2 separate regions of the Mus musculus genome follow, and region 1 is linked to region 2. A link is a contact called in ENCODE POLR2A ChIA-PET data. All regions are on one chromosome and are shown on one strand. Each heading gives the region's core, a stretch centred on a gene start or an enhancer-like site at or near the end of the contact. The rest is flanking DNA. Distances are from core to core; before and after follow the strand shown.

Region 1 (3,590 bases), core at 757-3,256, 74 kb before region 2:
ACGCAATAGAAGCTGGGCAGTGGTGGCACATGCTCTCAATCCCAGCACTTAAGAGAGGCAGAGGGAGGCAGATCACTGAGGTCAAGGTCAGCCTGGTCTACAGAGTGAGTTCCAAGCCAGCCAAGGCTACACAGGGAAACCCTATCTTGAAAAGCAAAAACAATAAAAAGAACCAGAGGAGATGGATAGCTCCAAGGAAACAATGTTCTCCACACCCAACAAAGGACTGATACACAAATGAACTCACAAAGGCTGGGTTCTTCAATGATGTCTCAGGAATAGATAAACTATACTTCCATGTGGGCCCTATACCCAGGAGTGGTTGACAAACAGAAAATGAACTCAACTTTGTTTTTGCAAACTTTTGTTTTATATTGCGTTGTTTGGCCATTTTTTGTATCATTGGTCCTTTGCCATTTTGTGGAGTTGTTGTTCTTGTTGTTATGTGTGTTTGTTTTGTTTTGTTTTGTTTTTTATGAGAGAAGGAAGGGCATGAAGGTGGGTGGGTAAGGAGGTGTGGAGGGTCTTAGAGGAGTTGGAGAAGAGGAAAGCATGACCAAAATCTATTGTATGAAAATTTTTTTCAATTAAAAATATTTTTAGGCTGGACATGGTGACTCACGCCTTCAATCCCGGCACTTGGGAGGCAGAGGCAGGTGGATTTCTGAGTTCGAGGCCAGACTGGTCTACAGCATGAGTTCCAGGACAGCCAGGGCTATGCAGAGAAATCTTGTCTCAAAACAAACAAACAACAAACAAAAAATATTTTTTAAGGAAGCAGAGGCGGTTGGATCTCTGTAAGTTGGAAGCTAGCCTGGTCCACAGAGTAAATTTTGGCTCAGCCAGGCTGCACTTAGAAACCCTGTTTCAGAAAACAAAACAAAACAAAACAAAACAAAAAAACCAACCCCAAACAAACAAAAAGGTAAAGAAGTATCTACCCATCCATCCATCTGTAATCCACCCATCCATCCATCCATCCATCCATCCATCTATCTGTAATCCTTGCCCTCAGGAGGCAGAGGCAGGTGAACCTCTGAGTCTGGGGACCTAATGGACTACACAATCAGTTTCAGTACAGCCAGGGCTACACGGAGAAACCAACCCTTTGAGGTCAGAAGACCAACTCCAAGAAGGTGCCCTCAAATCACAAACTTGGGGTAGGCAGAACAGGACTATAACCCAAGGCCTTTAATTAGCACAAGGTAGTGTTACAGGTATTTATTTGCTCTCTAAGTGTTTTCTATTTTATTTACCAGCTGATAGAGTATAAATGACTTGCATGCGCTGTGTGTGTGTACTTGTACCTCCCTTGGGTCAAGTTCAGGCCAGTGATCCGTAGGACTTTCAGGGCTGAGGAATTGCTCTTCGTTAATCTGCCTACTGCAGGGTTACTCTTGTATAATTACATAGAATATAATTTTTTGGGTAAAGCAGCGATTCCGGAGAGGGCAAGAGAACGCGACAAAGGAAAATCTATTACGTTAGAAGATATTAGCGCCTATTTCGTGATGGTATCTCCAAATCATAGTGTGTTTGGATTTTTTTTTTTTTTTTTTTTTTTTTTTTTTTTTGAGTTCATTGACTCAAAACACACCTACACGAGAGTAGTTCTGGTTTTTTCACTTTCCTTTCCGATTGGCTGGAGACCTTCTTACCTTGATTGGCTAAAGCATTTGCCATTCGTCTTTCCGGAGCTATCACAGGAAGAAAAGGAAGAAAGGAGTGTCCTGAACGCAGCTATTTTATTGGCTCTGGTAGTAACACCGCTTAGTGCAAAAGCAACTCTAATTTGTGATTGGCTCTTTTGTCCGCCAGTCATACTACCGAAAACCAGTGTTCGCCTTGTAGTCTGCCTTCCTTACCTGATTGGCTGTGCTGTGAAGGCTGTGCGAACTCTGATTGGTCCGTTGCTCTGGCGCGGTCCGACCCGCCCGCACTCTGTTGCTGTGGTTGCAGGCCCCGCCCGTCCGTTCGCTGACAGCGAGGCTTCTCCTGGAGGGAAGCGGGTCCGTTGGTCGGTTCGGAGCGAGGCTGGCGCTGCCAGGCCCGCGCCTAGCCGTTGCCATGGCAGCCACCGGCGGGGGCGCGGACGACGAGTCGCGATCCGGCCGCTCGAGCTCGGACGGCGAGTGCGCGGTGGCGCCGGAGCCTTTGGCGGAAGCCGGAGGCCTGGTGTCTTTCGCGGACTTCGGCGTTTCGCTGGGCAGCGGCGCCGGCCTCCCGGGCCGGTCGGTGGGCAGGGCCCAGTCCTCGCTGCGCTACCTCCAGGTCCTGTGGCAGCAGGACGTCGAGCCTCGCGACGAACTGCGTTGCAAGATTCCCGCCGGGCGGTTGAGGCGTGCCGCCAGGCCCCACCGTCGGCTCGGGCCCACCGGCAAGGAGGTACACGGTGAGCTCAGCCAGGAACCCTGGGGTTGCTTGTGAGTGATCGCAGTGATCGTAGTGGTTCGAGCTGCGGAGGACCGTGTCTTCATCCACTTGTTCATCCCTGAATAAAAACTTTACACTCCCGAGGGTGGTTATTAGACAATAATGTGGGACAATGGAGAATACTTTTATAAGTAGAGGAGGGAGCCCAGAGCCAACTTGTGTGAATGCACAGATCTGAATCAGACTGCCCCACACTTGGCTCGTAGGCAACCTATAGTCACTTAGGGTCTCGGTTTTCTATTGTAGAATGGTACACTACCAGCCTTACTAGGGTGTTAAAAGTTAGGCAGGGTTCTGAACATATATTCTTCTTTTTCGAGGGGCCAAACACTTGTTTGATACATTTATTTATTTATTGGTCTTTCGAGACAGGGTTTCTCTGTGTAGCCCTGGCTGTCCTGGAACTCACTCTGTAGACCAGGCTGGCCTCGAACTCAGAAATCCGCCAGCCTCTGCCTCCCAAGTGCTGGGAATAAAGGCGTGCGCCACCACAGCTTGGCAAGAATGGAAAGTTTTAAGGTTTCTTTTTACACCTAACATCGTTTGACCTGGTATACTGGTGTTATAAAAATTAAAAGAGAATTTGAAACAAAACAAAACAGTGGTATATTGGACATGCAATTGTTATATCTAGTTTGCAACTTTTTGGGTCACTTTCTAACAGCTAAGGTATTGCTTCCTGTTAGTTCTCAAATAGAGGCGATGCCTTTGAAAGAGGGAAGGTTTCTGGTTAGGAATTATCAAGTTTGGTAAGTTGTTTAGGAGTGACCTGCTTTGAAGTCAGATCATAGAGGTTGACTGTGATCAGCTCAGAAAGGACTAAATAAACCCTCACACCCTTTCTGTCTTAAAAAAAATTAATCTCAAATTTCGTTATAACAGCTTGGAGCTGACAGGACAGTTCAGCTTTGTATTATAGATAATAGACTGAGACCCAGGATAAGTACCTGGCTTGCTCAAGGTCGCCAGCTACCACAAGTGGCAGCAATTAGATCTGGCTCCAGAAGTCAGATTTGCTACAGAAAGTGGCCTCTCCATGGCCCCGATCCAGTTTCTCCTTGTTGCTGGGCCAGTGTGTTCTATCCAGACGCCTTTGCTTCAGCCGGGACTGAAGGTGGAGCTGAGGAGAGGCTAGGGAGCCATGCACCTTCTGTTTT
Region 2 (3,480 bases), core at 838-3,337:
GGAAGGAAGGAGCCTGTGTGTGCTTGTCCACCCTTTGCCCGTTCTTATAGCTAAGGATGTGAAGGGCAGATCAGATCTGAAGCCAAGCAGACGGAGGCTGGGAAATGGATTGTTCCCTCCTCGGTAACCAGGCCTTCTGTGGCCCCAGTGCGCAGCTTTTCTCTGGCTGGCTGACTGTTCTTTGATACAGGGTTGCATGTAGCTCAGGCTGGCTTTCAACTTGTAATAGAGCCAGGATGATCAGGTTGTGGGTGGGTACGTGTGCGGCAGTGCACGTGTGGGTCAGAGTGTGTGGATGGGTATTGTGTGGTAGTGTGTGTGTGTGTGTGTGTGTGTATGTGTGCCCGCGCGCATGTAAGCATATGGGTGGGTACATGTATGGCATGTTCGAGTGTGTGTTAGAGGACAACTCTGTGGAGACCGTTCTCTTCCCTTCACCTTTACCCTTCTTAGATTCCTGGAATCAACTCAGGCCACCAAGCTCGCCACGGCAAGCGCTTTAGCGGCTGTCTTTCTGCCTTGACCCTGAACTTCTTCTGATCATCCAGCCTTCAACCTCCTGGGCACTAGAATTACAGGCATGCACCATCATGCCTGTATTATATGATGCTGGGCATCAAGGCCAGAGTCTTGCCTGGTAGGCAACCATTCTATCAACTGAAGTATTTGAAGCTCATTCAGGACCACTCAAGATATCAGAGCTCAGCATAGCACGTGCCTTTCTCCAGTGCCGATGAAGGAAGGTACAGGCTCTGTGAAGTTAAATGCCTACAGGGGCAGTGACTAAGTGGGGCCAGACCTCTGCAAGTCTTTCTCTGCGTGCTGGCCTGACACAGGGTCAAGGACAAAGGCCTCTCAGACAGAAGGACTAGAAAGAGGCCTGGGGCAGGCAACTGAGTGTTGCTCCCCCATCTGTGCTGCGGGCTGGTTACACACATGTTCCGGTGTGAGAGTGCATTGGTTAACCCTCACATTTGTGATTCCGCAGTGTGAGTCCCTGCAGTACCTCTTTTAGGCTGGGAAGCCACATGGGAAAGGGACAGGCAGCCGAGCATCTCATGTGTGTCTCAGACGACTGCTGGCCACTTTCCTGGGATCCTAGTTGCCATCAGCCCACTGCTGGATCAGTGTGTCCTGGTGCAGCCCTCTTGGGGCTCCCCCAACACCACAACCCTGCCTAGGCTATTTCCTATTTTTATCCCATAGGGACATGATACGGTTTCTAGCATTTGAGGGTGATGCTTTCTACTTCTTCCCAGGGGTCTCCCCTGAGAAACAGGGTTTAAGCACCAAATGCCCAGAGTGTGAGTGTTGCCTTGCCATGTGTCTCTCAGCAAGGGTCACCACCTCCCCAGCCTTCACTGTTCTGACTCTACACTGGGAATGGCAAGAAGTCTAGATTTTGGGTCAGGCTACAGGTTATCTGTCGTTCCCCCCACCCAACCTGCTCCCTCCTCCCCGCCCGAGACAGGGTTTCTCTGTGTAGCCCTGGCTGTTCTGGAACTCACTTTGTAGACCAGGCTGGCCTTGAACTCAGAAATCCGCCTGCCTCTGTCTCCCAAGTGCTGGGATTAAAGGCGTGTGCCACCACTGCCTGGCACTCTTAAAACAATCTTGCTCCTGGAGTGGACTAAGGTACCACTTGGGAACTCAAGTGTCTCTGTGAAGTGAGGAGGGTTCTATGGATAATGGTTTCTTGGTTGTCTAGGTCAGCTCTGTCCCTAATTGTAACAGAAGATGGATGAAGCTCTGAGGGCCCCAGGTTCTAGGCCTGGGCTGCCCAGGGTATCACTCAGCCTGGAAGAGAGCTCACTCTTGTGGCTCCGACTCCCATCTGTACATGAGGGGCTGGGGCTGGCTGCCCTCCCAAGGCCCTTCCAGTTTGGACATTCCAAAACCCAGTGAAAGAGCATGAGTAATGGCCAGTTCTGGGTGGTGCCCATAATCCCTCTGCCCTCCAGGGACTTGGGGTAGGGAGGCCAGAAAGGGGTCACTGGCAGGGCGCCAGGCCTTGTGTGAGCCTGGCCAGCAGCCACTAAGGGATGGCAAGCAGGCAGCGGGGACAGAAGGCTGCGGGGAATTAAAGCGCGTGGGCAGGAAACACAATGCGATTCCCCTTGGCTCTGAGCCCTGCCCAGCATGCGGACCGCATGCAGATCTGATGCAGATCCGAGCCATGGGCACATGCAGGCAGAGTAGGCGGAAAGCCAGTTTAGCTCCCAGCCTCCGGCTTTGCCTGGCCGCTGAAAGAGCAGAGCTGGTGAACGGCACCACCTCAGCTATTTCCAAGGCCAGTCACAGTAGACTGGAAAGACGGAGGGGTGATGAACTAAGCTTAGAAGCTTCCGGCTCCTCACGCAGTCACCTCTGTGAGTGACTCTGTTCTCCATCATACCCATGTCACAGATCTGCTGACTGAGGCTGTGGTTCCACCGACAGGTCTGGCCTGTGTCCTGTGCCCTACTCTGTACTGTCTGGAAGTTGGTACAACTCAGGTACAACTCGGGAAGCCTTCACCCCAGACCCTCAGACTCCTGTCAAGCATTGTCATGAGGAAGGAGAGCCAAGATACTCCTGTCGAGAGCTAAAGATGGGATCTGGAGCGTGCATGGCAGGGAGGCTCCACCCTGTGCCTCACATGTTAAGACTCATGAGGAAGCCTAGAGCCAGCAACCTGTCCCTCCTAAGCATTCACTAAGCCTCTCCCTCGACCAGAAATTCAACTCCATTAGGGTTTTCACTGGCCCTCCCATCGGACCCCTTTACCCACCCCAAGAGCCTCTCCACGGAAGCCCTGCATCAGCCCGGCCAGTCCCTCCCCTCCAGTCTCCTACCTCTCCAGGCTCATCCAAGATTGACATCCATCCTTTCTTGAAGTTGAGCAGATCGGGCTACAGGAAGATGAGAAGGCAAATGGTCAGACTCAGTGTGAAAGCCGACGGGGCTGCTAGAAGGGAATGCGACAGTCATCCTGTCGTAGTCCTGGTGACACTGAGGTCCTGGGAGACCAACGGCGAGGGCAAAGGACCCAGAGAACTTAACTCTCCTCACCTACCCCCAAACCAAGCAGACTCCCCGCCACTGAGACAGCCTTAGACCTTTCCCCCAGCATCTCCCCCTCCCCAGGTGTCCAAGCTCCCCGGCCCTACCCAAGATGGGGAGAGGGAGAGACAAAAGGAACTTTTCCTATAAAGAGAGCCCCAGGGAATCCAGAGAGCAGCCTCGAGAAATAGCCTAGTCCTCTTCGGTAAGATCTAGGTGGGCCACGCGGAACACAACCCAATGTTCTGTCCAGGCCACCACTCCTACCCTTCCCTCATCTCCTAGAGACCCTGAAAGGTTGAGCCAGGCCAGGCTGAGGGCAGATATTCTAAGGCCTCTTCCCCTTACGTCTCCTTAGACAGGCCATAGCACCTCAATCCTGGCAAGCCCTACCTGGCGGGTCCTACCCAGAGATGCATAGCCCTGAAGTCTGGGAGG

The links. ChIA-PET counts read pairs that join two places held with the same protein, here RNA polymerase II (POLR2A).
Region 1: POLR2A ChIA-PET joins it to region 2 with 12 read pairs in Patski. The contact joins the promoter of Ankrd54 here to the enhancer-like site in region 2. POLR2A ChIA-PET finds 5 or more read pairs at or near these places in 2 of 5 experiments (Patski and embryonic stem cell).

Annotation. Positions count from the first base shown.
Region 1 is chr15:79,061,275-79,064,864 of GRCm38, reverse strand. It overlaps Ankrd54 (ankyrin repeat domain 54), which reads left to right and starts at 2,006. Exons shown (of 8, transcript NM_144849.1): 1 at 2,006-2,392. The coding sequence starts at 2,068.
Region 2 is chr15:78,987,303-78,990,782 of GRCm38, reverse strand. It overlaps Triobp (TRIO and F-actin binding protein), which reads right to left. Exons shown (of 25, transcript NM_001039156.1): 13 at 2,835-2,891. Among named protein-coding and RNA genes, the nearest start is that of Mir6956, 13 kb to the left of the region's middle. Within about 2 kb of position 2,087, at least 3 of the 3 ENCODE cell types and tissues checked have a DNase peak (open chromatin) inside an H3K27ac peak, as active enhancers do.